Linked DNA regions of Homo sapiens: region 2 is linked to region 1. The links are chromatin loops, found by intact Hi-C in ENCODE. Cell type or tissue: Panc1. All regions are shown on one strand. Each heading gives the region's core, and the rest is flanking DNA. Links, peaks and the distances in the headings are about the cores only. Region 1 has its middle 130 kb from the start of LINC00353. Region 2 overlaps LOC105370307 (a long non-coding RNA gene).

Region 1 (16,904 bases), core at 7,571-10,070:
CGTAGTATATGTATAGAGTCCTGGTACAACATTTATTAAAGCTAACATTGTTATGTGCTCCAATCTTTATATTGTAACTTTTGTTTTGAAAATGTTAGCTGTTTATTTCCATAAAATAAAATAAATAATCCCAATACATTATGTGAACGTCTTTAAATTCCCAAGAGCTATGATTGTTTTTTCCATTTTACACAGCAATAACTTTATTGATTTCAAGAATAAATGAATATATCACTTTAGAAATTATTAGATTTATAGTAAAAGAAATACTTGTCTCCTAATAAAAACTCATACATAATAATTCTTCACTTATAAACATGATGTACTACTCTACACTTTTTCTCTGATTTTCAAATTTGCTAAATATACCAAGAACATTAATCAATGTGCTATTCTTAAAATGTTAAATTTTTTAAAGTACTATATGAACACTGTAATTTTCTCCAAAAATGTTGGGTACATTAAATAACCAAGGCTAGTGGCCTTTCAAATAAGTTTTTTTATTAATATAATGAACTATTAAAATTTAATATTTTATTGTAATATAATTTTAAATATATGACTAATAAAAATAAAATAATTAATATTAACAGGTAATATTTCATTTAATAATAGAGATATTAATAAATATTAGTTTCAGATAAATCCATAACTAAACTTTAATGCTCATAAAATAACTCATAGTAACATACATCAGTTATGTTAATATAAATCAGTTTATAAGGCAAAATAATGTGAAACAACACTTATTTCATATTAGTGATATGGTTTGGGTGTCCCCACCCAAATCTCACTTTGATTGTAACAATTCCCGCCATCCTGTGTCAAGGGCAGGGCCAGGTGGAGATAACTGAATCTTGGGAGTGGTTTCTCCTATACTGTTCTCATAGTGAATATATCTCATGAGATCTCATGGATCTCATATATTTATAAGTGGGAGTTCCCCTGCACACACGCTCTTTCCTGCCGCCATGTAAGACATCCTTTTGCTCTTCCTTCATCTTCCTCCATAATTGTGAGGCCTCCTCAGCCATGTAGAACTGTGAGTCCATTAAACCTCTTTCCTTTATACATGACCCAGTCTTGGGCATGTCTTTGTTAGTACCCTGAGGACAGACTAATACAAATAGGTATAGTAAAGAAACGCTTCTTGAATACGATATAAAAATTTGCTATCCTGAGATTAAGAATGTGAGTCAACCAAATGAAAGAGTGAAGACACCCAGCAAAATTCTTTAACTTTTAATGTGATTTCTGGGCAGTGACTGTGTTCTGTCTTCATTTTTGAATAGTCCTCTTCAGTAACTGAAAAACACCTCTATTTCACAAGCTTTTGTTCTTAGTATATTCCTAAGCCAAGAACTCTTTTTGTGGGTGAATGTAGGGTATCTAAGAAGTGAAGAAAAAAGCAATATAACACACAGATTTTAAATGCTATAATTATTGATATAACAAATTAAAATTTAATATTATATAAAACATTTAGTATTTGATTATTCTAAAGTCATTATTAGAAATTATTGATGTTTATTAATAGTTCAATAATGCTATGAATGGAATATAGTAATATAGCACATGCATTTTGCTTCGTTCCATCTCTCATGTATCTACCTGTGTAAGTAATAGTAGGTCTTCAATAATGCTTGTTGTTACTGACTGAATATTGCACATTTTCATTAACAGAAATTTAACCAGGGCTCACAGTAAAAACATTTTGAGTTAATATATTATTTATTATTTTAGCATTATTCAATGAAAGTGATAATAACCAACATGGCAGAATTTACTTAATTTAATCAAAATTTTTATTTCCTACATCCTTGGAGTCATGATTCACAAAATACTCACTTATATCTTCATGGGAATAAAAATTTATTTTACTTATATATTAGATTTTTTAGCTATAAAATTATTCTATAGTAATATAGGTACTAATTGCAGTATGAACCTGTGCATTTATAATCTTTAAACAAAATAAACATATTTTCATGCCAGGGTGAGGGATTCTTACTGAATATATTGTTTTGACATAAATAATGCTCATGCTATTTGAATCATAGATGGATGCCACATGTTACACCCTCAGATGTGATTTCAAATTTGATTAAGTAGTATAAGTTTCAATTATATAAGGGATGTAATAAGGATGGATAGTGAAAGTTTGCAATATGCATTTTTAAGAAATCACAAAAAAATCAAAAGGAAGAAAACAATGAGAGATGGTCAAGTTCCTTTTCTTCCTGAAAATTAATAGTTCCTAAATAATGAATAGAGGAAAATTTCTCTTCATGGAAAATAAATACAGACCCAGCCTATGCCTCAAGCATAGAACATATGGAGTCAAATAAGGACAAGATAAATTGTTAAAATATCATGAGTCACTCACTGATTTTACATAATCAATTTGGGTATCGAATTGTGCTAATGCTCAATACTTTTCTCTGTGTAATATGTAGTTCATTGAAGGAAAAATAAGTCTCTGTTAAGACAAATTCTCGGAGGAGGCAGTTTCTGTCTCTTATCTCTGCTGTGAACAAGAGTCGTAACTGTGGTAGGTTGTACCAAGCCTGATGCATAGCTATGGCAGTTATTCGCGAGGTCTTAACCTCATTATTTTAAAAAAGTTGTAAATGCCATTACGGAAGACCATTTATTTGGAAAGGCATTCCATCATGAGTCCTCAGCGTTCCATCGTGAGTCCTCAGCATTCCTGCACCTTCTTGCTAACTGTGCCAGACAGCAAGGCTTACCTGTCTTCTAATACTGAGCACTTTCTATGGCTAGTCACATAGGCAACTGGTAGGTTAAGAAAACTGCAGTGTGATCACTACGTAGCTTCCCACTTTCCAAGAGAAAGTAGACTGGCTAATTTGCTAATTGGTAAAATCTTTGCGGCTTGCTAAAAACAAATAAACACAAACAAAAAACTATTGATCTCTTGTTTTGTGTTCCTTAGGTATTCCACAACTCATTGTGTGTTCTGCCTTCATTGTGGCTCCTCATATCACCCTAAAGAATTGAACAGCAGAGCTACCATTGCATATATGGTGATACTCTGACTACTGCTTTTTCTGAAAATTATTCATTCTTTCATCTCTGATCCAAGAGTTTTATATGCATCTATGGAATTGTGTCAGTTTCACACGTCAGCTTGCAAATCACAGAAAATCTCAGACCTTCCCCAGTTCTTGATGTGATTGAACTCTTCATTGTACATTTTTTTGGGGGGGTGGAGGGGGGTGGCGGGGATGGAGTCACCCAGGCTGGATCACAGTGGGGGAATCTCGGCTTATTGCAACCTCCGCCTCCCAGGTTCAAGCGATTCTCCTGCCTCAGCCTCCTGAGTAGCTGGGACTACAGGCGGGTGCAACCACGACTGGATAATTTTTGTATTTTTAGTGGAGACAGGTTTTCGTCGTGTTGGCCAGGCTGGTCTGAAACTCCTGATCTCAGGTGATCCACTCACCTCAGCCTCTCAAAGTGCTGGGATTACAGGCTTGAGCCACCACGCCTGGCCAAAATTTAATTTAAGCATAAAAAATAAATCTACCTATATTAAATTGTACAGTTTTGATTGCAACTTCAGCCACCTTTTTAATTATTTTTTACAGGTAGCATGTGTTTTTTTTTTTTTTTTTTTTTTTTTTTTTTTTTTTTTGAGACAGAGTCTCGCTCTGTCGCCCAGGCTGGAGTGCAGTGGCGCAATCTCGGCTCACTGCAAGCTCCGCCTCCCGGGTTCACGCCATTCTCCCGCCTCAGCCTCCGGAGCAGCTGGGACTACAGGCGCCCGCCACTGCACCCAGCTACTATTTTTAGTAGAGACGGGGTTTCACCATGGTCTCGATCTCCTGACTTCATGATCCACCCGCTTCGGCCTCCCAAAGTGCTGGGATTACAGGCGTGAGCCACTGCGCCCGGCCTGCAGGTAGCATTTCACTAGCAGTAATAAAGCCCAGAAATATCCTCATGTAGATGGTACAAGCTTTCTCATTATTCGAATTCTGCCGGTCATCTACTCCTTGTTCCTTATATTTTCCCACATCCATCTGTGTAGAATTTTGCTTTCCTGTGAAATTTCTGAATTCTCTGACTTCTCACCAGGAAATGATTAAAAGTTTATTTTCAGATATTCCTTACCAGACTACGTCTCTCCAAATAGGTTATGCTTTGTAAATTTCTCTTAATAGTGGTATATATATTCTAAAAGTTATTTATTTGTTGTTCCCTAGAACAAATAATGTATGTATTATTTGTTCTAGATCTGTGGTCTCTGATGTACTATGTGATCTATGCTCTTGTGTTCTCTCTTTTGTTGTCAATATTTTTCAGGTTAGCCTTTTCTTCCTGGAAGCCAAGGCTAAAAACAAATCCCCTATTTTGTAGTACCATGATCATATTAAACTCCTACCACAAAGATCCAAAGTGATGTTATCTTCCAGTATTAAAATATAAAAATGTGTAGCACTTACATAGACCAGATGCATGTAGTTTTTACCACGTAGCAGACATAGATTTTTAATTTCTTCAGAAATAAAAACGTATGTAAGAAACCTGCACGTTGTGCACATGTACACTAGAACTTAAAGTTTAATTTAAAAAAAGAAATAAAAGCTAGTATCTTTCATAATCACCAGATATTGTAAAGTGACTTGCGTGAAGTTATGCAGCCAGTACTGGAAGAACTAGAATTTAAACCAGGGCAGACTGTCTCAAGTATCTATTCTTAGCTATAAAGCTAAGAGGGTTTTTTTTTGTTGTTTTTTTTTTGAGACGGAGTCTTGTTCTGTCGCCCAGGCTGGAGTGCAGTGGCACGATCTCAGCTCACTGCAAGCTCTGCCTCCCGGGTTCACGCCATTCTCCTGCCTCAGCCTCCCAAGTAGTTGGGACTACAGGCGCCCGCCACCACGCCTGGCTGATTTTTTTTTTTTTTTTTTTTTGTATTTACACTAGAGGCGGGGTTTCACCATGTTAGCCAGGATGATCTCAATCTCCTGACCTCGTGATCCGCCCACCTCCGCCTCCCAAAGTGCTGGGATAACAGGCGTGAGCCACCGCGCCCGGCCAAGAGTCATTTATTTGAATAGTGATAAATTCAGAAGTTTAATTTCAAGGTCAGACCAAATTTCTTTAGTACTTCTATTAAAATGGCATCCAAGAAAATAAATATTGAAATTTGAAAACAAAACATCTCTATCACTACCAAATTTTTCCCATTATGCCACCAACCAAAGCACCCCCTACCAACATATTTCTGACTATTTTCTACAAAATTGTTCCCCTGATTATCCCTTGTGGTGCTATCTTAGAAAAGCAGGTATCTTCTTAATATGAAGTAGAATAATATAGTGGATAGACTTTGGCAACTGACACATGATTGGGGTCCAAAATAGAGCCTGAATTTCCTTCAGGACCTTGAACAAATAAGAGCATTTACTGAGGTTTTGTTTCCCGCATTGAAAATTTGAGACGATAATATGTCTGTTACATGGTTGTTGTGAGCTTTAAAGGTACTGTTATTTTTATGGTACAGCATAACCATGAAATAAGTATTATTTAATTCTCTTCTTTACAAACTTTATCACGGAGTGTTCTTTAATATCTGACACCTGTTCCAATTTCACACATCACTGATCTTTGGTGGATAAAATGGGAGACCACAGTATATATTTATTAAACTACCACAGTGAAGATTAAATTAAAGGCCAGATTCTTTATTCTAGTGATTTCCAAAGTAAAGTTTCTGTAAAGCACACAACGTTTTTTGACAAGAGAAACCTCCTCTTTCATTTTCTATTTTTTAATTATTAAATTATTTTTGTTAGAAAGACCAATAATATTCAATATTTGATATTAAATTAATGAAACTAACTTATTTTTCAATAAAGCAAACATGCTTTTTCGAGTAAAATATACAACTAAAGCAAAGATTAGGCTTTATAATTTTCTTTGTATTATTCTCTTACACAACTGTTTCATCCTCTTCAAGTAAACAGTTTAGAAGTAATCTCGAAATGTCCTTCAGGACAAAAATATTTATCTTCTTTTTAGCCTCAGCGTTATGTATTAAAATTAAACTATCTACATAGGCCAAGTTAATTGAATGGATTTTAATATCAAGCAATTAAAAATGAAAATAATGTGGCCAGGAGCAGTGGTTCACGCCAGTAATCCCAGCATTTTGGGAGGCCGAGGCAGGTGGATCATGAGGTCAGGAGTTCGAGACCAGCCTGGCCAAGATGGTGAAATGCCATCTCTACTAAAAATACAAAAATCAGCCAAGTGTGGTGGCAGGTGCCTGTAATCCCAGCTACATGGGAGGCTGATGCAGGAGAATCGCTTGAACCCGGGAGGCGGAGGTTACAGTGAGCTGAGATCACGCCACTGCACTCTAGCCTGGGCGACAGAGCAAGACTCCATCTCAAAAAAAAAAAAAAAAAAAGAATGCAATGATTGTTAATCTATTCTGATTTTAGAAGAGAAAGTTAAATTGGAGCTCTCCACAAGATGAGTTCTAGGATGTTACAGAATATTGGAAAATCTAGAGAATTAGATAATCATATCCCCATCTGTTTCTCTTCTCCAAAGAACCCACAAACTTAATGTATCATCAGTGTCACACAGAATTATAAACAAAAACCTATGATGACCTCTATAGATATATAGATACTGAAAAAGTATTTGATAAAATTCCTCATACCTTCATGACAAAAACCTTCAAAAAACTAGACATCCAAGAAACACACCCAAAATAATTAAATGCATATACAACAAACCCACAACAAACATTATCCTGAACAGGGAAAACTTGAAAGCATTCCCCTTAAACCTAGAGCAAGACAAGGATGCCCAACCCTCACTTCTATACAGCATAGTATACAAAGACCTAACAAGAGCAATCAGGCAAGAGAAAAAAATAAAAGGCAGCCAAATAGGAAAAGCGGAAGTCAATTGTCTATAATCACTGATGGTATCATCTTAGACCTAGAAAACCGTAAAGACTCCTCCAAAAGATATCTATGTTTGATAAATATCATATTTATCATATTATTATTATCAAACATATTATCTATGTTTGATAAATGACGTAAACATAAGACCTGAAAATATAGAAAAATTTATTCTGAACACTGGCCTAGGCAAATAATTTATGACTATGTCTTCAAAGGCAAACACAATAAATAAAATTAGACAAAAGGGATTTAAGTAAAAATAGTCTACACAGAAAAAGAAAGAATCATCAGAGTAAACAGACAATCTACAGAACGGGAGAAAATATTTATAAACTATGCATCCAACAAAGGGCTAATATCCAGAATCTACAAGAAAATGAAACAACTCAACAAGTTAAAAAAAAAAAAAAATCCCTGCTACTACTACTCAGTAACCCTTAATATTACTCAGCCATTTTTTGAAAAATGAAATCATGTCTTTTGCAGCAACATGCTTGGAAACTGGAGGCCGTTATCCTAAGGGAAATTACTCAGAAACCAAAAGTCAAATAACGTATGGTCTCACTTATAAGCAGGAGCTAAACAATGGGTACAAATGGACATAAGAGGGGAATAATAGACATTGGAAACTCCAAATGGTGGGAAGCCGGGAGGGTAGGAACTGATAAAAAAAAAATTACTTTTTGGATACAGTGTACACTGTTTGGATCATGGGTGCACCAAAGGCCCAGATTTCACCATTACATATATCCATGTAACAAAACTACACTTGTTACCCCTAAATCTATAAAAATAAAAAAAATTTCAGCTGAGATTGGGCAGAAAGAATGGCCAATTAAGTCAACTGAGTCCCATTAGACTAGTTTCTGAAAATCAGAAGATTAAATTTTTGACAGGTCACAGAATAGTAGCTTTACTATGTCAGGGATACTGTTCTTAGTCCTGAGAACTGAAATCCTTTATAATATAAGAACTAGTGTATCTCCTGAAAGGGTGAGCTGGACGTTCACAAACTGGGCATCCATGTGTTAGTGCCAACTTTGAGTCAACTAATGGCATGACAGCTCATTCCAGCAGCCAACTGCTCTGCTGCTGTTACTAGGTAATAGATAAAGGCAATTAGCACCAAATGCTCTTTTTCATTCTTGGCCATCGTGGTTGGGAAGGAGGGAATGCATACATGTCTCTCAAAGATTTGAGAAAGTTTCTTTCAGTCTATTAGACTATTGATGAGTGGGAAGAGCACTCAGTTTCTTGTGCCATTTTATAATATCGGGCTTCCATTTTGGGCCTTTGATTGTATGGAAAATTTGCAATAATTCCACTTGATTTCCATGTTAAAATGCCCAAATCTCCACAACTTATTGAGCCACTGAATCCATCCTTGCTGATGGATAGCTCTCTTGTACAATTCTCAAAAAAAAGTCAAATCATTTTGTAGCCCAATCCCCTGCAAAAAAATTATGAATCTCATAATAATAATATTATACATTATATGTTCAATATTATATTTCCCATTATGAATATTGCATAGCATATATTACTCATTGTATGTAATATGTTATATATTTATATTATAAATATTATATATTATATATTCATACATGGAATATATACAACATAAGATATACTATTTAGTATATACAACATATATCATACTACCAATAGTTGCTACATATTACCAATATCATATCACATATGCCAGGCACTGGTATAAGCATTTTAATTCATTTAATTCCTGCAATATTCTTATGAGTTAGGAATCATTTTCCAAATCTTACAGATGAAGATTGAAGCTAGTTATGTAAATCATATCATCCTCTTTGCCTATTTTAAAGAAAGCTTACAGTTAAAATTCGAAGGTTGGCCATATCCAAAATATATAATTAAGTTACCTGTGACTCTCTCTGGCAGAAACAACCACTACCAAGATGCCAGTGTGCTTGGGTGCAACTGGGTATGGTGTTTAGCTTTCAGTTATACCCATGCACCTTAATTTTCTGCCACTTGGAGGCACTCGTGTACCATAGGAGAGAATTTTCCAGCTTTAAACTTGGCTTCTCAAAGGTTACCGCTGAAGTATAAACTACAACCTCTAACGTCTGCCCAGATCTTGCAAATCAGAATCAGTAATACTGGTAATCAGAACCTGGTGTTACTGAATTGGTGTTGCCCTTTTAGCTAGGTCATCAAGACTGGTCCAATCAAAGCATCTCACTTTCTTCAGATTAAAGGAATCCCTGCCATCTTAACCTTCCAGATGGGTGGTAGCCAGGCATCTGGAAGGAGAGCCTTAGGATATGGACCTGGCTTCAGACTGCAGAGCCTGGAGCCCAGGATGACCCTGTCTACTAGGATGAAGGAAAGAAGACTGAAAAACCAAACAATGCATCAGTTGAAAGAGTCTGTGCTTCAATGCAGAATACAAAAGAGATCTGAAACCATACACCTTCAAGGAGTTTGCAGGCCAGTAGAGAATAAAAACTGGTGAGCATGCTTTAAGGACTAAATCTGCAGAACTTTTTTCTTCAGGTCTTCCTGGCTACAAAAGGGGAGGGTACAGTTAAAGGAGCTAGTCTATCTGAAACTGAATTAGAACTATGATTAAGAATTGGTAAAGTGATTCAAGTTTTTGGCATTATTTACAGAACTACTTGTACGTATAATAGTTAAAATCAATTTTAATATGATATTCTTTAAATGGAATCATTTTTAGAATCATGTATAATTAAAATTTTATATTACACCGAGATACACTTGTTTTTTAGCAAGACATTTTCTTATTAAAATTAATGTGAAGCTCCAATGCCAAACACTAGAATAAGACTATTCTATTCCTTGCCTTGAGACCACCTGCCTGTGTGAACTTGAGTAGCCCAATTTTTCCCTTTGAACATTGTTGTGTTTTTCAAAAATATCTGATCAATGTACATAATGATCTCTAAAATCCTTGTAGCTTTAAATTCTGGGGTTTCTTAAAAAAAAGGAACCCCCTCCAAAATGCTTTTCTTAAACCACAGTAAGATTTGATTCCCTCTAAATGAAATACAAAAAGAGTATTGTTCTTAAATGTTTGATATAGTGATTTCTCTTAATTGTTTTTCCTCCTGCTGTAAGAACATGACTTAACAACTGTGATGTTTGATGAAAACTGAAGATTTTTTTTAAGTCAAAAATAAATAAATTGGAGTGCTTACTCAGAACTGCAACAGCTGTGTTTTGATGTTTACAATCACAGATGTTAGATGTTTCCAGATGGAAACACGGTTGTCAGTCTTCAATTTCCTTGAGAAAGAACTATATAATGATGGTAGTTAAAAACCAGTTTCATAGATTTTCTGTGATGCTAGTCATGAAATTCTATAGTTTGCTTGAAATATATATCTAACATAGCTTTCATTTTATTGTGCATATTTATTTCAACCATTAAAAACAATCTGTTTATTTAATTTTATTCCACATAAAATACCAACAAGGTTGTTCACAATAGTGTTTCAATTAAGGTTCCATTTTTTAAATCTTGAATATTATCTAGCTAGGTTATGGTTATGAATTATTAAAATACTTGCAAATAGAATTGTGACAATTGAGAATTTAAAAAAAGTATGTTTTTGAGTGTACCAAGCTCTGGCTAGAATGCTTTTATAAATAATAATCATATGTAATATCTGTTGTTCTTTTACTCTGTGACCATCGAGTTAAATATATATAATTCTACTTCATGTGTAAACGTTGCAATGATTTTATGAAGAAGGTACTATTATTTTATTATCCACATTTCACAAGTGAATTTGAGGTATAGAGAGGCAAAAATAACTTGCTAAACTTCATACAGCAAAACAAATGAGGTAGTCAAGATTCAAACCCAGAAATTCTTACACCGCAGCCCCAGTTTTCAATCAACATACTCTTCAATCTCCAACCATGCCATGTTTTTGCCACATGTAATCTTATTTTATAATAATCACAACCATATGAGGCAAATAATAATATTCTAATTTTTTTAAAGCAGGAACTAAAAGATTGAGATGACAATCGAGTTAAGATCAACAAAGAGTACTTCAACACTCCAACCCCGGAAGTGCTAGACATGCTCCCCAAGGACTTTAAGCCTGTGTATGGCGGAACCCCTCGGGCCCAAATCACTTCCTGTTACCACAGGAACAAGTAAACCTCCTCCCTGATACTAAGACACTGGCCAGGCGTGCTTATCTTTCCCTGACCTACTCTTATAAACCAAATTGTCAATTAAATATTAAGGTAAAATAAAGATGTTTTACACATAAAAGCTCTCAAAACATACTTATTGTGTACTCTTTTTCAGGAACCTATTGGCAGCTATGCATCAGTAAAGTGAAGAAGCACCTCAGGAAAAGGGAGCATAAGGGAAAATAAGGAGACATAAAGAAAAATGGAAAACATGAAAGAAAGAGATTGAGAGTTGTAACAATGAAAAAGGAAGATTGCACAGTGAGGCCTGAATAGAATGTGTAGGAGACAGCTACCTAGAATGGAGCATGACAGAAATCTTCACGGGACATTCCTCCAAGATCAGGAAATTTCTCAAATGCTTCAAGTGCCCGGAAATAAGAAGTTGAAAACGAAAGTTTGCTGGGAGTTCCATTGGTAAAATGTACATATTGAAAACAGTTAAAAAAATGAGACAGAGAAAAAGAGAGAGAATCAAACACACGTAACATGACAATATTTAATGCTTTTTTAAAAGGTAGAAAATTGAGTCACAGTAATTACATGCTTATCTGTATGTAACATTTACCAAATTATAATAATAAGTGCAAAATATCTAATCATATTTATAATATTACTGTATTGGAAGGATAAAAGGACAGATAAATTAACTTTGTATCTGGTGGACAGCAAAAAACAGACATCTATTATCTTCCAAAGTAGCAAGTCAATGCATATATAATGTCAAAATTCAAAAAGTAAAAAAGTAACAATGCAAGCTGTTATTTTGAGAAAATGCCAAAATATTCAGCCGAAAAGCTATAAAGGTACTATGTCAATGAAAGGGAAATGGGAGATTGTCTATTTTTTTAAATAAATTTTGGAGAATAACTTTATTTTTTAAACTCTTGAGATAATTCACTGCGATAGAACTCAAACAAAAACAAAAGATAATAAATTGTTGTCTGCATGCTGTAATTACAGCTTTCTTTTATAATGTTTGAGAAAGAAAAATAAAACTTTTGATAGGTTTCAACTTATACCTTTTAATATTTTTCTTAACTTTTAATTTTTGTGGATATAAAGTAGTTGTACATGTTTAATTGGTACATGAGATATTTTGACACCGACATGCAAAGCGTAATAATCACATTACGGAAAATGGGGTATCCATCCCCTCAAGCATTTATCCTTTGTGTAAAAAATAATCCAATTTTACTCCTTCAGTTATTTTAAAATGTACAATTAAATTATTTTCACTATAGTCATCTTGTTGTGCTATTAAATACTAAGCATTGTTCATTTTTTCTATTTTTTGTACCCATTCACTATCCCCACCACCCCAACAACCCCCCAACTACCTTCCCCAGCCTCTGGTAACTGTATTTCTACTCTCCACCACCTTAACATAATGACCTATTCACTTAACATATTGCCCTCCAGTTCCAATTATGTTGTTGCAAATGGCAGGATTTCACTCTTTCATATGGCTGAATACCCTATTCTGTGATATTACTATAAGGCTTGCAAATACTATCTTATAGCTCATTATTTTAAACTAATGACAACACTGCTTGCATACACAAATGAACAAACACACAGAAGTAAAACTAATAAAAACTATACACTTTAACTTCATCCTCTTGTTTTTATGACTTTTAGTTATTTCTCCTGTCTTATTGTACTGTGTCTTAAAAAGTTGTACTTATATTTTTTATTGGTTCATTATTTAGTCTTTCTACTTCAGACGAGAGTGGTTTACACACCACAATTACAGTCTTATAATATTCTATCTTATAATATTCTATGTTTTTCTGTGTACTTTCTGTTACCAGTAAGTTTTGTGCCTTCAGATGATTTCTTATTGGTCATTGATATCCTTTTTTTTTTTTTTTTTTTTCAGATTGAATAGTTCCTTTTAGCATTTCTTATAGGACAGATCTGGTGTTGATGAAATCCCTCAGCTTTTGTTTGTCTGTGAAAGTCTAAAGGAAAATATCCTTCAAGCATGAAATATCCTTCATTCTTGAAGCATATTTTTGCCAGATATACTATTCAAGAGTGATTTTTTTTTCTTCAGCATTTTAATATGTCATGCCACTTCTCCTGGTCTGTAAGTTTCCCATTGAAAAGTTTGTCGCCAGATGTATTGGAGTTCCACTGTGTGTTATTTGTTTGTTTTCTCTTGTTGCTTTTAGGATCCTTGACTTTTGAGAATTTTATTATTAGATGCCTTGAGGTAGTCTTCTTTGGGTTAAATCTGCGTGGTGTTCTATAACCTTCTTATACTTGAATGTATATCTTTATCTAGGTTTGGGGTGTTCTACCTCTTTTTCTCTACCTCCACTTTAAGGCCAATAACTTAGATATTCCTTTTTGAGGCTATTTTCTAGATTTTGTAGGCACGCTTCATTTTTTTTTTTTTTGTCGTCTCTGACTGTGTGTTTTCAAATAGCATCTCTTTGAGTTCACTAATTCTTTTCTCTGCTTGATCAATTCTGCTGTTGAGAGAGTCTCATGCATTCTTTGGTATGTCAATCACATTTTTCAGCTCTAGAATTTCTGCTTAATTCTTTTTAGTTACTTCAATCTATTTGTTAAAGTTACCTGATAGATTGTGAATCCCTTCTCTGTGTTATTTTGAATTTCTTTGCATTTCCTCAAAACAGCTATTTTGAATTCTCTCCCTGAAAGATCGCATATCTCTGCTTCTCGAGAATTGGTCCCCAGTGCCTTGTTCAGTTCTTTGGGAGAGGTCATGCTTTCCTGGATGATCTTGATGTTTGCAGGTGTTCATTGGTATCTGCGTATTTAAGAGTTAGGTATTTACTGTAGCCTTCACAGTCTGGGCTTATTTGTGCTCATCCTTCCTGCAAAGACTTTTCAGGTATTTGAAAGAACATAAGTCCCAAGCCCAATATTGTTTTGTTTATTTGTTTGTTTGTTTTTGAGATGGAGTCTCACTCTGTCGCCCAGGCTGGAGTGCAGTGGCACGATCTCGGCTCACTACAAGCTCCACCTCCCAGGTTCTCACCATTCTCCTGCCTCAGCCTCCTGAGTAACTGGGACTACAGGTGCCTGCCACCACACCCAGCTCATTTTTTGTATTTTTAGTAGAGACGGGGTTTCACCGTGTTAGCCAGGATGGTCTCGATCTCCTGACCTCGTTATCTGCCTGCCTCAGCCTCCCAAAGTGCTGGGATGTTGTGGTTTTTACAGACTTGGAGAGGTACCAACTTGATCATGGATAAGATCTGGAAGAATTCTCTGGATTACCAGGCAGTGACTCTTGTTCTTTTCCCTTACTTTCTCCCAAACAAATGGAGTCTCTCTCTCTCTCTATTGCTCTCTCTCTCTCTCTCTCTCTCTCTCTCTCTCTCTCTGTGTGTGTGTGTGTGTGTGTGTGTGTGTGTGCTGAGCCACCTGGAACTGGGGCTGGGGTGACACAAGCACCCTTGTGTTCATCACCACTAGGACTGTGCTGATTCAGACCTGAAGCCAGCACAACACTGTGTCTCACCCAAGGCCTTTTATAACCACTACCTGGCTACCTCCTATGCTCACTCAAGGTCCTAGGGCTCTGCAATCAGCAGGTGGTAAATCTATCTAGGTCCCTTCTTTCAGAACAGCAAGTCCTTTCAGGCCCTCATGGGTCCAGAGATGCTATTTGGGAGCCAGGATTTAAGTCAAAAACCTAACAAATTTGCCTGATGTTCTATTCTATTGAGGCTAAGCTGGTACTCATACCACAATACGAAGTCCTTCCTGCTCTTCCCTCCCCATTCCACAGGCAGAGGAGCCTCTCTTCATGGCCTCCTTCATCATTGGCCCACAGGGGTTTTCTGCCAGGCCACCTTTGATGTCCACTTAAAGCCCAAGCTCTCTTAAGTCAGTTTGTGCTGAAAGCCCCCTGGCCTGGGACTCGCCCTTCAGGGTAGAAGGCTCCCCTCTGGCCCAGGGCAGGTCCAAAAATGCCATCCAAGAATCGAGTCCTAGAATCAGGGACCCCCTAGACCTGGCTTGGTGCTCTGCCCACCTATGGTCAGGCTGGTACTTAAGTGCAAAACAAAGTCCCCTTTGCTTTTCCTTCTGCTTTTCTCAAGCAGAAGGAGTTTTACCCCATAACCACTACATCTCGTAATCTGCTGAGTCTCACCTGAAGCTAACAAGTCTCAGAGGATCAGCCAAGATCCTTGATGACCTGGGTATCACAGTTGGTTATCCATGGCCCAAGGGCTCTTTAGTAAGCAGATAATCAATGCTGCCAAGGCTGTGTTCTCCCCTTCATGGCAGCAGGTTCCCTTCTGGCAAACAGTGTGTCTAAAAACGTTATCCAGGAGCTAGGGCCTGGAATAAGGGGGCCTCATGACTCTGCTCAGTGCCCTATTATACTGTGGCTGAGATGGTATCCAAGGTATAAGACAAAGTGTTCTTTATTCTTTGCTCTCCTCCCACTAAGCAGAATGAAGCAGTCACTTTTGTTGCTGTGAACTGCACTGCCTAGGGTTGGGGGAGGGGTAGCACAAGCACTCCCTTAGCCACTCTGGCTGATGTTTCCCTAGATCACATGCTACTCTGGTCCTCTGGCTCTGAGCCTAGCCCAGCACGAGGAGTTGCCTAGGAATTGCAGTCCTTCTGTTCTAAACTTCATTGAAAGTTTACCTAGGACACCACAGCACTTTGGCCCATGGTGGCGAGTCTTGCTGAGAAACTCAAGTTCTACCCGCTGTGATCAGCAATTCCCCTTTGGCTAGGACTGGTCCAAATGGCCCCCCTGTCTGTGGGCACTGGCTGAGCACAACACGGATTTTCTCCCCACTACAACAGAGCTATACTGAGTTTAATGTAAAGTCCCCCCGTCCTTGCATTCTCCATTCCCCAGTACACAGACTCTCTGTACTGCCCGGCTGATGCTGGGGGATGTGGATGGGGTGGCATCAAAGATTCAAGCCTGTTTCTCCTGCCCTCCTCAATACCTCTTTCGGCAATATGAAATTAAAACCATGTACTGTGATTACTCACCTGTCTTGTGGTTCTTGTGGCAGTACTTTTCTGTATGCAGATAGTTGTTAAAATTTGCTGTTCCTTAGGGGGCATGAAGGGTGTAGGCTTAATTTCTGCCACCTTCTTCCCTGCTTCCCTCATTTCCCTTTTGATTTTTGATGGTGATATTTCTTAAGCATTCACTCATATGACTACTGATTTATATTTGTGGGTGTATGTGAGTGTACTGTAAATCATATTTATTTTTACTCCAGATTCATTATCTTCAAATAATAGTAAATTTCACTGAGAGCAATAGCATGATCTCACTTTTTCCTGCAGGAAATTAGTGAAAGAATAAATGAAACTACACTCTGTTGTGGTAGGCAGGATTCTACAATAGTTCTCAGGATTCCCAGCATCTAATGTATCACACATCTTGTCCAGTTAATCATCAAATGTTTATCTGGGTGCTGCAGTGATGGCAGTTTGCAAATATAACTAAAGCCTCAAATCATTTGATTTTAAGATAGGGAGATTATCCTCACTGGGCTTGATTGGATCAGGTGAGCCCTTAAAAGAGAGAAGCCTCTTCCTGGTGAAAACGATTCTTCAAAGCCTTAATGATATTTGATGCAAAGCAGATTGTCTTCTGCTGGCTTAAAGATAGAAGGCAAGAAATGCTGATGGCGTCTATGAGCTCACAGAGGCCCCTGATGGTAGCCAGCAAGGAAATGAGGACCTCAGTTCTATAATTATAGACCGTGAATCCTGCCACAATCA
Region 2 (16,904 bases), core at 5,293-7,792, 630 kb after region 1:
TAAATATACAAATCTTTCTGACATATTTTAATTTTGACTTTCAATTCATTCCAAAAAGCTTAAAAAATGATAATTTAAATACCTTCTAAGAAACTATTAAAATCAAGATATTGAATCAAAGTAATTACTTCTTTTAATAAAAAAGTTAAATGTATGTTTTATAATATATTAGTACTATATGTAATTAGTACATATTCATATTTGAACACAATACAATGAATCACAACATAAAGTTATGAAGTTAGTGGGATATGTTTTGGGAAACTTAAATTACTAGAAGATATATAAATATGTGTTTATTTTTCTTCCAATTGAAATTATTAAATATGTTTTATTGGCCTAGACATCACAATTTGATAGCCAAAGATTTTCAGTCCCTATCTCTCTGTTTTTTCACAAAGAATGCAAAAACTATGATGTTTTAAAATGTTTTGTGTAGTAGTATATCTTTTGCAATACAGCATTTACTGTCTTGTCAGAAACAGAAGGAAGAATATTATCATAATAAGCACCCCCTCATGTATTATGAAATTCCCATACAGAATTTAGGACAGAATGAAACATAAAATAGATATGTAATTAGCAAGTCAGGATCCCAGAATCCCAGTTTATTTTTCCAGCCACATGTTGTAGTCAAGATTGTTGATGTTCATATGCAGAGAACACATTTTATGCCATAAGGCCTGGGCTTGGCTGTAACACATGATAGCCATAAAAACCTTTTTTATGCGTGTACAACTGGCACAAAGGGTGTACTTAAAGATAGTAAGTAGTCTAGTCAGTGTCTCTCCTGTGTGCCCATATCATAATCACTGCTTTTGAAATATTAATTTTCTCCAAAAAGCAATGGAAATATACAAGAGAAAGACTATTAAAAAAGAGAGAGAATATAGGAATGGAAAAACAAACATCGTATGTTCTCACTGATTATGCAGGAGATAAGCTATGAGGACGCAAAGGCATAAGAATGATACAATGGACTCTGCGGACTTGAGGGGGAAGAATGGGAGCGAAGGAGGGATAAAAGACTACAAATATGGTGCAGTATATACTGATCAGGTGATGGGTGCACCCAAATCTCACAAATCACCACTAAAGATCTTACTCATGTAACCGAAGACCACTTGTACCCCAATAACTTATGGAAAAAATAAATAAATTTTAAAAAGGAGAGAATATTTATTCTTCTCATTTTTTATGCTGTGTTCCTCTGTGTGTGTGTGTGTGTGTGTGTGTGTGTGTGTGTTTATTCCATCCACTGTGCACCCCTTCCAATAATCTGTCTCAGGTGAATCAGCAGAAACAGATTTTTCCCTCCATTTAGAGTGATAGGGTCAGTGGTGGTGTTTTTCCTTCTGCAAGAAAACTTACTCTGCAGCTTGCTACGTCTCATTTTTAACCCAATAGATTGCAAATTCTTAACTCACATAAAGTCATTTTGGAAGAATAAGGTGAAAAATTCAGCTCTACAGATCATTTTATTAATTATTTACGTTCATCTACATTTTCCAACCAAAATTACTAGAGTTGTATATTACCAGACAGGAGCATAACCAAAATCATTATTTTACATGCCGAAATTTAAATATTTACCACTATTCCAAGCATTTTGGTAACATGGGTTTATAGTGTGTTGTACATTTCAAAGTTACTAATAAAGTAAATTTCAAATGTTCTCACCACAAAAAAATGATAAGTGTTTGAGGCAATTGACATGTAAATTATCTTGCTCTAATTATTTCAAATTGTATTAATAAATCATAACATTGGATTGTGCCCCATTTATATAAAATTAGAATTCATCAATTTAGAATAAAATTTAAAAAGACAGAAAAAGCAATTTTTTTATTGATTCTAATACATGAAACATAAACTGCCTCAAACACTCAAAAAAGAGTCAGTCTTAGGCAGAAATTAAAATACACAGAAATGCAAAGTAAAAACTGCACATGGATTTGCTGGAAACAGATGTTGAGAAAAAGTTTGCAATGAAAAATATTTGTTAGAGATCAACACTTGTAAAGGGGAAGAGGGCACATGATTGGCCACTGTAAGAGGTTAAATTGTGATGAATGCTCAGTCTAGCCAAGGCCATTCTTGTATGGAGTTCTAGAGTCAGTATCATCTGTTACAGTAATCCTGTTTCATGTCAGAATTGCTTGGCTGTTTACCCCCTTTTCACTCAGTTACTACGTGTAAGTTGCCAGGGAAATTGTGATGTGCAGCAAGGTGGTTCTCTGCACATGAGGCAGATCCTGAGTATCTGCAAGCTGGAAACTGCTTACTGAATGCAATCTCTAAAATGGGAAGCAAGTTATCCCTATAGGGGATTCTGGAAGACGCTCTCTGTTATTGTTTACTCCTTATGACATATGGATCTTTTTCATATACATTTGAGTACAGCTCCTCCCTGATTCCCTGGGGCTCTTTTCCTGAGGGAATACTTGGAAGTATGCAGCTAATGGGGACAAAATAAGCTCCTGCCACTGTAGTCATCTCAAGAACAATGACTATTCTCCATCTCCTCCCTCCACTATCTATTCCAGATCCTCTTTCCTCTCGTTATCTTGGTGATTTACCTGGTGGTATGACCCAAACTTTTATACAAAAGTGACCTGAGCCTGTGGAATCTCTTCTCAGGTTGGGTTTGCTGTGCATGTCCATTTAGTCACAATCAAGCACGTACAATAATAAATTTCAGCAGATTACATGTGAACATATTTTCCTCCCTATCTCCAAAATGTAATAATAGCCTTGCTCTCCATTGATTATCAAGACCAGTTACTTCTTGAAATGCACTAGAACCTCTTCTTTCCTTCATGTCTCTAGAGACAAAGCCCAAAGTGCCTAGGTGTCAGCTGTGGCTTATATATCAATGGGATTCTTGATGTTTTTCATTTGATACCCTGCAGATCCCAAAGTTGTGCAGAAAGAAAACAAAAAGCCCATTAATCATTTATTGGAAATTGTTGTAAGTGGGGCTATTCCTGCTTCTGTCCCTTGGCTCATGGAACTATATATTCTTCCTGTTTGGGACACAGCATCACATAGTAATTGTCCTAGCTCATTTGGGCTGCCATAGCAGCATAGCATGAACTGAGTGATTTACAGACAATGGAAATTGATTTCTCTTTTGTAGGCTGGGAAGTCCACAATCAAGGTCCCAGCAGATTGAGTGTCATCTGAGGATCTGTCCATCATAGAGGACACTTTCTTGCTGCATCCTCACATGGTGGAATGAGCCAATTAGCTCCCTTTGGTCTTTTTCATAAGAGCACTAATTCCATTCATAGGGCTTCATCAACACGATCTAATTACCTCCTAAAGGCCCACATCTTAGTGAAATCACATTGGGGTTAGATTTTAACAAATGGATTTAGGGGAGATACAAACATTCAAACCACAGCAGCAATCTTTCATTTAATACATGGATTTTCATTTCATTTAATATACTGCATAGACAACGGCAGTATATCCTAATTGAGTATTGCCTCTGAGTTGGAGCTTATCTGTGCTTTCAATAAGGCAATCCAACACTCAGAAGTCCAGAAGCTTCTGAGTAGTGTGGATGTGATACTGTCAGTAAATCCCAGGGACATGAGCCATCCTAAAACCTTACCACTGTATAGTGGGTCCACTGATCTGATTATGTGGCACCCCATGTCCATGGGATAAACAAGGACTAATCCTTAACATGGTGATATTAACTGAAGTTCTATGGGCAGATAAGGCAAACTGATATTCATAATATGTGTCTAGTTTTGTGAGAACACATTTCTGACTTTTTCAGAATGCAAGGTGACCAACATAGTTAACCTGCCATCAAGTGCCTATTGAGGTTTCAAGCCTGTGATACCTATTCAAATTATAGGCACAACATTGTTCTTTGTTGCTAGCAGATTATACAATTGGCATTAATCATAGTTGCATCAGTAAGTCTAAGTTGTTGGGCCAACATATAGAATCAATCTCTCTCAGCGTGACTACTTTGTTCATGTGCTCATTGTGCCAGTACTTGGGGGGCCAGTGACATAAACTGCTAATGTCAGTCAACCAGTTTACTTTGTCTATTTGGCTGTTTAGTACTTCTTCTACTAAATAGTATTTGTTCCAAATTATTAAACAAAGCAATCAAACCTCCTGCACTTGTATAGCCATGGTTTCACCGGATGGACCTTTCTTTCTCCAGTGTTATTGAGAAAAAAAATCCAGCCATTTCAATTTTTGTGGGAAAAGTGACTGCCAACTGTCGATATTTTGATTCCCAACTGTCAGTACTTTTTGAAATCTTTCTTCCTTTGTATAGTGCAAATTTCTGAAGCAAGAATCTTTCCAATCTCATACTTGGGGTATATAAAGTTGACCACAATGATTGAGGAATAAAATATTGGAAGGGATTTGGGGGTTTTGGCCTTCAGTAACCTGACTGTCACATACTCCTCTAAGTTTTCGTTAATGTGTCTCACTCTCAACCTCAGCTGCACCTGGTAACTCTTTGAGTTAGATGTACCTCTGAAAATAGGAAAGGTAAGTGCAATTCTACATACTAAATTCCCCTTAATCTTCTGCAGCTCTGCATCCAGCCAGGGGTGAGATAATAGAATAGAAGAGTTTAAAGTTTTATTATAAGGAGTTTCAATAAATCCTCTTTTCAGTGACATCATGAACCCCAGATTAACAGGTCTTGATGACTTCAATTCCTTAGATTTTTCTAGGATTTAGCCCTAGAAGTGGATCTGAAATCTATATAATTAACATATTTCTTCAAGAAATATGCTATCAAGCACATTTCAGGAAATATTTTGGATTCCAGTTTAAAAGTATATCTTAAATTCATCTATTTTTTTCAAGCTTCACTAGCCTAGTTTATGCTGCCTTGTTTTGGGGGTGCTTTCACAGTCACCGAACAAGTTTCTCTGCTCTTCTGGTTGCCTAACTGTAATAAATTCTTCACATGTTAATCTGGGTTACTATTTTGTGATGTAAATTATATTATGCCATTTTCTTTAATACCCATCTTTGGTTTTCAAGTGTAAAATCTTTCCATAGCTTCAAAACTTTCTAAGTAATATTATTTGCTTACCTTTTCAAATAACATATCACCTTCTCCATCTGTGACAGATTGAATTATTATTTCAGTTTATTGTTCTCTTTTTTCTTTATAAAAAAATAACTTCACTACCCCAATATTGAGCTTGGTTTTGTGTGTTAGCTTCAGTTGGAGGAAGGAGAGATATGATGTACACCGCATCCCAGTGAAGTTTAAATAGGTTTTCAAATGGGATTACCTGGTTCAGGTTAGTCTTTTCTTTCTTCTTTGGTCAGGAGAACATCATCTCTCACTTAGTGTCGACACCTTCAGTGAGGGTTCCAAAATGGGAAGAGATGGGTATCATAGCATAGGCTACAGTAGGCCTCTATCTTGGATCAGACATACAATTGACCTAGTTTCTACATTTAATCTATATTTAATCCTACAAGTAATTTTCATTGTTTTAAAAAACTGAGAGTTTAGAACTGTAACTTCAGCGAAGTCAACCAAAGCGCCCTCTTATATTCCAATCTCACTGGTCCTCTGTCACTTCTTACCAAATTCTCATCTGCTTCCCATCCTTAGGCCATCGTTTGAGTGTCTGCCTTTGCCTAATTCACTCATTAGACTTCAGATTCTTAAAGTCTCAGAATTAAATATAACTTCTCAGAGGTAACAAAACATTACATTACCATGTTCATTTACTTCAAACACTAACAATATTTGACAAGTTAAAAATATTTAATTGTTTCATTTACTATCTCCTCTGTGACATAGGGCAAATAATGTGTCTGCTTGCCTTTTGAAGCCTCACAGGTAGGAGACACTTAGGATGTATATGTTAAAATAATGAATAAGACCTTGGACATTTCCCACTTCTCAGTATGGTTCTAGGGAACTTTATAATAATAATAATCACAGTGATGCTTCTGAGAAAATAAGTAACCTCTTTCCTTTTCTCCATCGACTATCAGCTACAGACATTTCCTATTACATTTTGTATTATGCTGAATTTCAGCATTTTGAACTTTTTCTATTTTGGGTGTCAAAAAGTGAATATTCTCCAAGACTACCCTAACCAGGTTAACATTTTTGGAAAATTGCCATTCATCTGTAAATCTTAATGAAAAATTATTTCTCTTACATATTTTGGGCATGGATTGTCCTAGTGAAAACAAATCCATCACCTGCAATTGTGGAAGTTTCTCCACTATTCATCTTTGCTATTTTACCCTCGTGTTCCTCTTGAATGATAATCAAACTTTTTTCTACCACTGACCTCTGATACTCTCCACTTTTGATCTAGTGATAAATTGCCTTCCAGATTCTGATAAACTGCTCCTTAGGTAAAGTTGCAGCATAAAAGTTGCAAACTCTGATACTAAGAAAGCTCTTTCTTTTACAGAACTGACTCCTTCCTTACAAAATGCACAATCATATCAGGGAGTAGTCGATTAGGGCGATTCCCAACGTCAGTCACACAATGTAGAAGCCGTTGTTTCTTTTGACAGTCAAACCTGGTTCAACTTTCACCAGAACTTCTTAAGAACATGTACTTGTCAGTATTTGCTTGCACTCCGATTGTTAATAAACTTCCACTTCTTCTTTCATAGGGTTCTTAGATATCTCACACGTCACATAAAGTAGCTACATATCCATTTAACATGTTCTTAACATTGCTTAAGCGTAAATACATTTATTTTCTGAGCCTTTCCTAGTAGAAACCTTGTCCACTAGGAATAATCATAATACCTCTAGGCGGCAGTGTTGCCTAACACCATGAAGTCAGAAGGGAACCTCAGTTCTGACCCAAGCAGGAAGTTTTATCGTAACTTGTGAGTAGGCTGTATTTAGTAGGTTCAAAAATATTTAAATGCCAATGATTGCAAATATCAAATTAAGACTACCTGATCATAGCATATGTTAGTGAGAATCATTAACTCAGAGAAATGTGAATACAAATTTCTCATTATTAAATTTTTATGATTTCTCAATATCTAATGCATAGCTACACTAAACTTATGACTAGTTTTGGCTGAAGGTTTGTGGATCTTAGATAATAATGTTTGTTCTTTCTAAAATATTCTCTTTTGCTCAGAATATTTAAAATTTTCTTATTTTTATAAAACAATTATTTATTATTTATATAAAATATTTTCAAAACACAAAATTCTTATTTCAATTTTTATAGTCTTTAATAAAATCTCTCATACACAAATATGTATATTCTTGGGGAAAAAAACAAATATTCTAATGTGCTTTTCAATCAAATATTTCCATTAGGTAAATTGGTAAATTACCTTACATCTCAAATAATATAAAGGTCTCTTTTACACAAAATATATCATGAGTTTATACAATCATGCTGTTAATTCATTTATATGTGTATGTATTTAATTTTTAGTCTGATTTTTTAAAGAAAATTGCATAACAGTATTTTTAAAGGAGACAGTTTTTAAACGTAATAAAACTAAATTAAAATACATAATGATATGTCTGACAAAAAAATCAAAAAACAGAAAAATATTGACTCTGGCCTTCACACTCCAAATGGAATTGCCTCTCTTACCTATAGCCTATTCCAGGCTGAATTTATTTATTTTAGATTATCTAGTCTAGAGAAAAAAATCCAAAATAAGATAAATTACTGACTTCCTTATTTTATCATAGTGATGTTCCTGAAAGTTCTCTTCAGTACAGTTTCTGCTATTGTCTGTCTCTGAGTCTGTTTCTGAGGAAACCTGCCCTGGAGTATCTAAGAATGACTTAAATGGATGAAGCAAGTACTTATGCAAGTCAGTTCCTCAACATCAAAACAAAAACAAACAAAAATCCTTTTCCTTTTTTGTCTAGCTTAATGGATGAGGGGATCCTTTCGAATTTTTTATATTGTACATTGTATTGATAGTAACTAACTCAGTAACTAGAAAAATAGTAGAAGTATAATAAACATGCCTTAGATTAATATATATTTTGCATCTAGCTGTATTTCAAATAATATTAATGTAAATACTATTTTTTAATTCAGACTCAGAAATACTCAAGAATATAGCAAAAGTGAATTAATTTTTAACATTACTTATATTAACAGCCCTTCTCTAATTAATGAATGAAAACATTATCAATATTTTGAATATTTCCATTTCACATTTATCCAAATTTGTCAATTTTATAAAAATGTAGCCCCCCCAACTCCACTTATTTTTTTGCTTGTTTATCTTTTTAAAGGATAGGACATGTCCTCCATTGGGCCCTGGTGCTACTTTTCTAGATAACGTTTGGCAAGAAGTTTTATGATCATTAATATTATTTTCTAAGTAGACACTCCTTTTGTCTTAAATGTTATGAGATCTTTCTTGACACAGGGTCTTAAAATTATCCTGTATGTTATGATAGTTCATGTAACATAAGAGTTTGATTGATTCATGTAATCTGATGTTTCCAAGACTTGACTGATAATCAGAATTACTTGAAGAACTTTTGAAAAAACACATACTTCCTGGCCTGATAAAAAAAAATATGTGAGTACTTTTTCGATATTCAATTGTTATTGATTTAAGAATCTGTTTTTTAAAACATCTCCATGATGATTCAAATGTACAAACATATCTGGCAATAAAAAAATTGTAACTGTGAAGCTCTGTTATATAATACCGGTGAAAATCGTGGAAATTGAAGTTTCCCCAAGTTTTTAAGAAACACTTGGGTCTTCAGTAATTTTTTCTCTCAACTACAGTGAGACATTTCTATAACATATTAAATTTCATTGTCTGGTTTAGATTAAGCTATTTGACAAATGAAAATAAGTCGATAATATCATTTGGAAAATCAAATATATTTGTAGGCATAGATAAAGCTATGTTAGAAACTAAAAGTAAACGCGTGATTGTCTCTGAATTTATTTAATTATGCTCATATTTCACAGTTTCAAAACAGCCATCTGTTTATTTGATGCAGCAAGGAAAAGAATGTTTATTCTAACAACTTGCATACTATCAAAATAAAAAGACACACTAGAATAGAATAACTATTCTAGAATAACTATTCTAAGAAGATGCACTAGAATAGAACTATCTACAAATTAAATGGCATGCATTCAAACTGTGAGTAGGATAAAATGAAGATAAAAGGGATAAAATTAAAAAGATAAAAGGGAACATCAGATGATATATGATGATACATATCTGTGTGGTCTTTGGTTAATGAATTAACAAGATAAGGCAAAATGATAATAGTTTGTAGAATGACATGTTCTCATCATGTAGTCCATGCTGTAGGATAATACACAAGACTCCCAGCTCCCAGACCAAATTACTATTCCCCTAGCCAAGAGAACTGTTAGCTGTCAATGACTCACAGTCGAGTATCTCTCGGATATTTCAATCAGCTGAAAGGGCAGTGTGTATCTAATGATTAGTTATTAAAAGGTTTCGAAGGCCAGCCCCTTTTCTCATCTATGAGAACTCTTTTTGGTGAGACAATTCCTCATGGCAGTCCATCTCATTTGCACATCTTGCAAACAGAGGCATTAACTAGCTAAAGATATGTGCACATTGAACTAACTTGGAAGATAGAGATAGGACAATTTTCTGTGAAAAAAGGGAAGGTTTATTTAAAGTCTTGGAAGATAGAGATAGTATCTCCTTCACTAGCAATGTACAGGCATATTTATTGCCAGTATATAAGATTTTATTTCCTTAAGTTCAACTTACTTCATATGCAGCCATCCATCTTTTTCTAATGCATTGCCCCATGGAACTTGGCAAGGAAAACTGACACAAGTATTCCAGTGCTCATAACGTTCATTGTGAATAGCAAAATGCTTGTTCTCTGACCAAGGAGTCTCATGTCTCTGCCAGCCTCAATAAAACTGTAAGGGAATAACTTGTTAGCTTGCAAATACAGTAAAATCTCAGACTCTTCACCATTCTTGATAATCTGAAGATCTGTCCCAGCTCCAGATCTCCCTGTGGGATGAACTGTGACTTGTGTTGCAATCTCACTCTATATAAACTTTTTTACTCTGCCCAGTTCTGATTCCTTCATTCCACTGCAGTGATTTTCCTTGAAAGCACTCATTAATACAATTCCTATAGGCAATTGTCTGTATTAAAGATTATTTCTGAGGAAAGCTCATCAGAAAGCATGTGCTATGAGTGGTATGATGAACCAGATTCCATGATAGGATTTTGTGGCTGGATATGCTGATAATGAAATGGGAATTAGGATCTCATTACCAACAAACTGTGACATTTTACAGCAATGACTCTGTTGAAATAATTAATGTGGTAAACTAGAATGATATATTACACCGGTGGAGGCTTTATCAGTCAGGATTTAACCAGGGAAGAACCAGTAGGAGGTATACATAGTAAAGGTGCTACTGGGATTTGATCTCACCCAATTGTATATGAAAGCTGTTGTTTTTATAGTTGACAAGGAACTTTAAGTCCACAGGTCAGGCCCTTAAAAAAAGATAAGTAAGAGCAGGAACTCAGGAGAACACATGCCAGCTGCCTCTACTTATGTTCTTTGTGAAATAACTTTCCTAGAGGAGAAACTGACAACCTATGTCATGAAATTGTAGAGAAATCTGGCTCAGGAGTCAGTTAAGTTGAAGGAGGAATGTGGGTGAAATGGAGAATTTATACTCATGGCTGCTGTTCCATGCCAATAAAAGTAAGCCAGCAGATACGTGACGTGTGAGTTACAAAGGCACTTCCACTGCATTTCTGAAAGCAAAGAAAGCAACAGCAACGACAAAAACAACAAAAATATTCTGTTTCAAGTCTTCCTCTGAAATCTCACTGAAAAATATATCTGTGGACCACTCTAACCAGAAGCTTAAAGGAAAGGGAGTTCTGGGAAGCATACTTTAGCCTAACCAAGTTGACACAATATAAAGCTGTCACAGGTGAAATAACTAAGCACTGTAAAAGCTTTCAACTGTATTTGGAAATTCTTTAAGTGAGTTTTTCAATTTCAGAAGCTCTGATTGATTTCTTTTTAATGTTTATCTTTTTAATTTGTTTATTTAATTTAAAACTAAATAAAATTTAAAATTTAATGTTTATGTTAAACATGTTTTTAATATTTTATAGTAAAATATATGAAAATGTCTTTATATGTTCTATATATTTATTATGATTTATTTTTAATATGTTTATTCAGGGAAGTAGTGTTTATAAGGATAATAGCATTTGTGGGTTGTTGCTGAGTACTGTTGAATATAACATGTAGCAGAAACGACTAAATGGTTACAAATGATTAAAACCAAATGGGAAAGTCACAGGGTTTCCTTTGACACATTTAATATAATTATGATCTCGATTAGCCACAAGGAAATGCAAATAAACTGAGTTTAAGATCTAGGGATTAACCACATGGGTAGGAGAGTATAAGTGAAAGTTGAATTGTTTTTGTAGGTAAGGGCTCTCGATTAAAATTTAAAAAGGCACAGAAGATTTCCAGGCATTCAGAGCACTTGCTTGCCCGGTTGAGCAGCCTGAGTTACCCCACCATTCCTGTGCAGAGATCTCGATATAGAGCTCCCCTTTCTGCTCCACACTGAGGCAAATCTCCAGGCATATGGAATACCCACTCTCTTGGATTAGGATTTTAGCCTCCTCCACTTCCCTGTGCAGAGAATGTAGGGCCAAGAGAGATTCCCAGCTTCACACCTAGGCACACCTCTGAGCACTTGGTGGACTGCCCATTGTATTCTCCCTTAGTGCTAGTGCTTGTGCTGGCCCTCAGGAAACCTGTAGGCAGATCTGCCTGGTCAATTCCCACCTCTCTCACTTGTGCTCTCCCCACCGGGGCCTAAGAGGGAGCCCAGGCCACTGTGCACTCCATGAATCAGCTCATTGTCTGAGGAAACAAAGAGCCTCTGCCAGCAAACAAAGATCAAATATGTACACAGCTGTGTTTGTTGCAGCTGGCTTATACCTATAAGTGCCATCTACTAGCTTATAGGTTGAACTGCATAGCCCAATATAAAACCTGCTGATAGAAGTGCCTAGATCTACAGAGACAAGGTCAAAATAACCTACCCACCATTCTCTACATTTGCTCCCCTTAGGGAAGGGAGAAAAAGGAAAGGAAAAGAAAAAATAAAAATAGTACTATAAGAAAATAAAAACAAAAAAAATTGTACCTATGTGAAAATAATTAGAAAAATTAGAAGTGCAAGTATCTTCAGATGAGATAAAACGAATGCAAGAATTCTTGCACTATGAAAAATCAGAATGTAGTGATAGCATGAAAAGACCACATTAGCTTACCAGAAATGGCCCCTAAGCAAATTTAAACTCAGAAATGACAGATAAATAATTTAAAGCATGGATTGCAAGCAAGGTCAACAAGAACCGAGACAAGGCTGAAAAGTAACACAACAAAACTTTTAAAGCAATCCAGGAAATGAAGGAAGAGATACACATATTAAAAAGAAATTAATCAGAGCTTCTCGAATTCAAAAACTCAGTTAAGGAATTTCAGAATACAATTGAAAGCTTTTTCAATAGGCCAGACCAAACAGAAGAAGTAATTTCAGAGCTTGAAGACTAATCTGTAGAACTAACCTAGTCAGACAAAAATAGAAAAAGTAATTTAAAAATATGAACAAAATCTTCAAGAAATATGGAATTATGTAAAGAAAAACTAAATATAAATTATTGGCATTTCTCAGAGAGAAGAAAAAGTAAACAACCTGGAAATCATAGTTGAGAGAATAATCCAAGAAAATTTCCCCAATCTTGTCAGAGAGGTAGATATCCAGATGGAAGAAATTCAGAGAACACCTGTGAGATACTATTCAAAATAAACATCACCAAGGCATAGAGTCACTAGACTGTCCAAAGAAAGTATCTTTTTTTTTTTTTCTTTGAGACGGAGTTTCAGTCTTATCACCCAGGTTGGAGTGCAGTGGAGCAATCCTGGCTCACTGCAACCTTCGCATCCTGGGTTCAAGCGGATCTGGGTTCAAGCGCATCCTGGGTTCAGAAGAATCAAGCGATTCTCCTGCCTCAGCCTCCTGAGTAGCTGGGATTACAGGTGCCCGCCACCACACCCAGCTAATTTTTTGTATTTTTAGTAGAGACAGGGTTTCTCCATGTTGGGCAGGCTGGTCTGGAACTGCTGACCTCAGGCGATCCGCCCACCTCAGCATCCCAAAGTTCTGGGGTTATAGGCGTAAGCCACTGTGCCTGGCCAAAAGAAAATATCTTAAACTCAGCTAGAGGAAAAAGGTCAAATTCTTATCACGCTAATGGCACACTTCTCAGTAGACACTTTACAAGCCAAGAGATATTGGGGAAGTATTTTTAGCATTCTTACAGAAAAGAAATTCCGAGTAATAATTTTATATCACACAAAACTAAACTTTATAAAAGAAAGATAAATTATAATTTTTTCCAGAAAAATAAGTGCTAAGGAAATGAATTACCACTAGGCAAACCTTATAAGAGATCCTTAAGGGAGTTCTAAACATGGAAACAAAAGAACAATACCTGCTACCACAAAAACACACTGAAATATATAGTCCACAGACCCTATAAAGCAACCACACAATAGAAACTACAAAGCAACCAGCTAACATCTTCACAATCTAATCAAAACCTCACATATCAATGTTAACCTTGAATGTAAATGGTGGAAACAACCCACTTAAAAGGCACGTAGGTGCAAGTTGGATTTAAAAAATAAGACGCAACTATCTTCTATCTTCAGGAGACCCATCTCACTTGTAAAAACACCAATAGGCTTAAAGTAAAGGGTTCAAGAAAGATCTACCACACAAATGGAAAACAAAAAAGAGCAGTGGTCACTATTCAGATATCAGATAAAACAGACTTTAACAACATTAAAAAAGGACGAAAAAGGGCATTACATAATCATAAAAACTTCAGTTCAACAAGAAGGCTTAACTGTCATAAATATATATGCACTCAACATTGGGGAACCCAAATTTGTGAAACTAACACTTCTAGACTTACAAAAAATCTTAGACAGCCATGTAATAATATTCACAGACCTCAAATCCCAAGGTCAGCATTAAACAGATCATCAAGGAAGAAAACTTACAAATACTGGACTTAAACTCAGCACTTGGCCAATAAGACCTAAAAGACATCTGGAGGATGCTCCACCCATCAAACACAGAATATACATTCTTCCTGTCTGCACAGGGAACATACTCCAAGATCGCCACAAGCAAGTCTCAGTAAAGTAAAAAAAGTTGCAATCATACCAACCATACTTTTGTGCAACAGTGGAATAAACATAGACATCAATACCAAGATCTTTCAAAACCATTACATCTCACAACTATATGGAAATTAAACAACTTTCTCCTGAATGACTTTTGTGCTAACAATGAAATTAATACAAAAATAAAACAATTATTTGAAATAAATGAAAACACAGTCACAGCATACCAGCTGGGATCCAGCAAAAACAGTGTTAGAAAAAAGTTCATAGTGCTAAACACCTACCTTAAACGGTTACAAAGATCTCAAATAAATGATTTAACATCACACCTAGAGGGACTAAAAAAACCAGAACAAATTAACTGCAAAGCTAGCAGAAGAAAAGAGATAACAAAAATCAGAGTAGAATTAAATGATACTGAGACCCAGAAATCCATAAAAAGAATCAATGGAACCAAAACATGCTTCTTTTAAAAGATACACAAAATCAATTGACCACTAGTCAGATTAACAAGTAAAAGAGAATAACCAAGTAAGCACAATCAGAAATGACGTAAGTGTCATTACAACTGATCCCACAGAAATACAAAAGATCCTCAGTGACTACTATGAATAGCTTTATCACACAAACTACAAAATCTAGAAAAAATGGATAAATTCCTGGAAACACATAGTCTCTATTATTGAATTAGGAAGAAACTGAAATCATGAACAGACCAATATTGAGTTCTAAAATTGAAACAGTAATAAAAAATCAACCAATCAAAAAAAGCCCCAGACCAGATGGATTCACCATCAAAATGTACCAGCTATACTTTGTATAGCTGGTACCAATTCTACTGAAATTATTTCATAACATCAAGGAGAAGGGACTCCTCCCAAACTCATTATATGAAGCCAGCATCACCTTAATACTAAAACTTGGCAAAGACACAACAACAACAAAAAATTTAAAGGTAAATATCCCTGATGAACATAGAAACAAATATCCTCAACAAAATATTAACAAACTGAATCCAACAACACATCAAAAAGTTAATTTGTCACAATCAAGTAAGCTTCATTGCTGGGATGTGAGGTTATCTTAACATATGCAAATCAATAAATGTGACTCATTTCATGAACAAAATTAAAAACAAAATCCACATGATCATCTAAATAGATGCAGAAAAAGTTTTCAATAAAATTGAATACTCCTTCATGATAAGAACCTCAAGAAAATAATCATCAAGGGAACATACTTCAAAATAATACGAACCATCTATACTTCAAAAAAATACGAGCCATAGCCAACATTGTACGGAATGGAAAAAAACTGGAAGCATTCTCCTTGAAAACTGCAACAAGACAAGGATGCCCACTCTCACCACCCTTCTTCAACGCAGGATTGGAAGTGCTAGCCAGAGCTATCAGGCGAGAGAAAGAAATAAAAACATTCAAATAAGAAAAGAAGATGCCAAGCTATCTCCCTTTGCTGATGATATGATTCTATACCTATGACACCCTATGGACTCTGCCAAAAGCTCCTGGGACTGATTAACAACTGCAATAAAGTTTCAGAATACAAAACCAATATACGGTAATCAGTAACATTTCTACACACCAATAACATTCAAGTAGAGAGCCAAATCAGGAATGCAATCTCATTTACAACTGCCACAATTAAAATAAAACACTTAGGAATAAATCTAACCAAGGAAGTGAAAAATCTCTACAGAGAAATCTACAAAACACTGTTAAAAGAAATCACAGATGAAACAAACAAGTAGAAAAAAATTCCATGCTCAGGATTGGAAGAGTCAATATAATTGCAATGGTCATATTTCCCAAAGCTATATACAGATTCAATGTTATTCCTATTCAACTACCAATAACATTTTTCACAGAATTAGAAAATATATTATAAAATTCATATTGAAGCAAAAAAGAGCCCAAATAGCCAAACTATCTTAGCAAAAAGAACATAACTGGAGGTATCACATTACCTGACTTCAAACTATGCTATAAGGCTACAATAACCAAAACAGCATAGCACTGGTACAAAAGCCAACACATAGTTCAATGAAACAGAATAGAGAAACCAGAATAAAGCCATACACCTAAAGCCATCTTATCTTTGGCAAAGTCAATAAAAATAAGCTATAAGGAAAGGACTCCCTATTCAACAAATGGTGGTGAGATAGCTTGCTAGCTGGTTAGCTATATGCAAAAGAGTGAAACTGGACCCCTCCCTTTCACTATACACCAGATTGACTCAAGGCAGATCAAAGACTTAAATGTAAGACCTCAAACTATAGAATCCTAGAAGAAAACCTGGGAAACACTATTCTGGACATCAGCTTTAGGAGAGAATTTGTGACTAAGTTCTGAAATACAACTGCAACAAAAATAAGAATTAAACTAGCTCTGCCAAGCAAAAGAAACTATCAACAGAGTAAAGAGGCAACCTACAGAATGGGAGGATATATTTGCCAACTATGCATCCAACAAAATCCAATATCCAGCATGTATAAGGAACTTGACCAATTACACAAACAAAAACAACCCCATTAAAAAATGGGCCAAAGACATGAATGGATACTTCTCAAAAGAAGACATACAAGCAGGCAACATATAAAAAATGCTGGGCATTACTAATCATCAGAGGAATGGAAATGAAAACCACA

What was found. A loop is a pair of places that touch in the nucleus more often than their neighbours do. Peaks named below come from ENCODE experiments on the same cell type or tissue, not always from the same donor. Only the 100,000 strongest peaks of a DNase experiment are listed, where the experiment ranks them.
Region 2: a loop joins it to region 1, with 4 times the contacts of the local background. A loop is called at or near these places in 6 of 110 quality-filtered maps.

Annotation. Positions count from the first base shown.
Region 1 is chr13:89,687,903-89,704,806 of GRCh38, reverse strand. No RefSeq gene overlaps it. Among named protein-coding and RNA genes, the nearest start is that of LINC00353, 130 kb to the right of the region's middle. In Panc1, for the core only: CTCF peaks have their summits at 8,753 and 8,966 (motif pointing right); a DNase peak (open chromatin) is centred at 8,986.
Region 2 is chr13:89,056,960-89,073,863 of GRCh38, reverse strand. The region is part of intron 2 of LOC105370307 (a long non-coding RNA gene); the gene reads right to left. Among named protein-coding and RNA genes, the nearest start is that of LINC00440, 170 kb to the left of the region's middle. In Panc1, for the core only: CTCF peaks have their summits at 6,580 and 6,783; a DNase peak (open chromatin) is centred at 6,763; H3K27ac peaks cover 290 bases.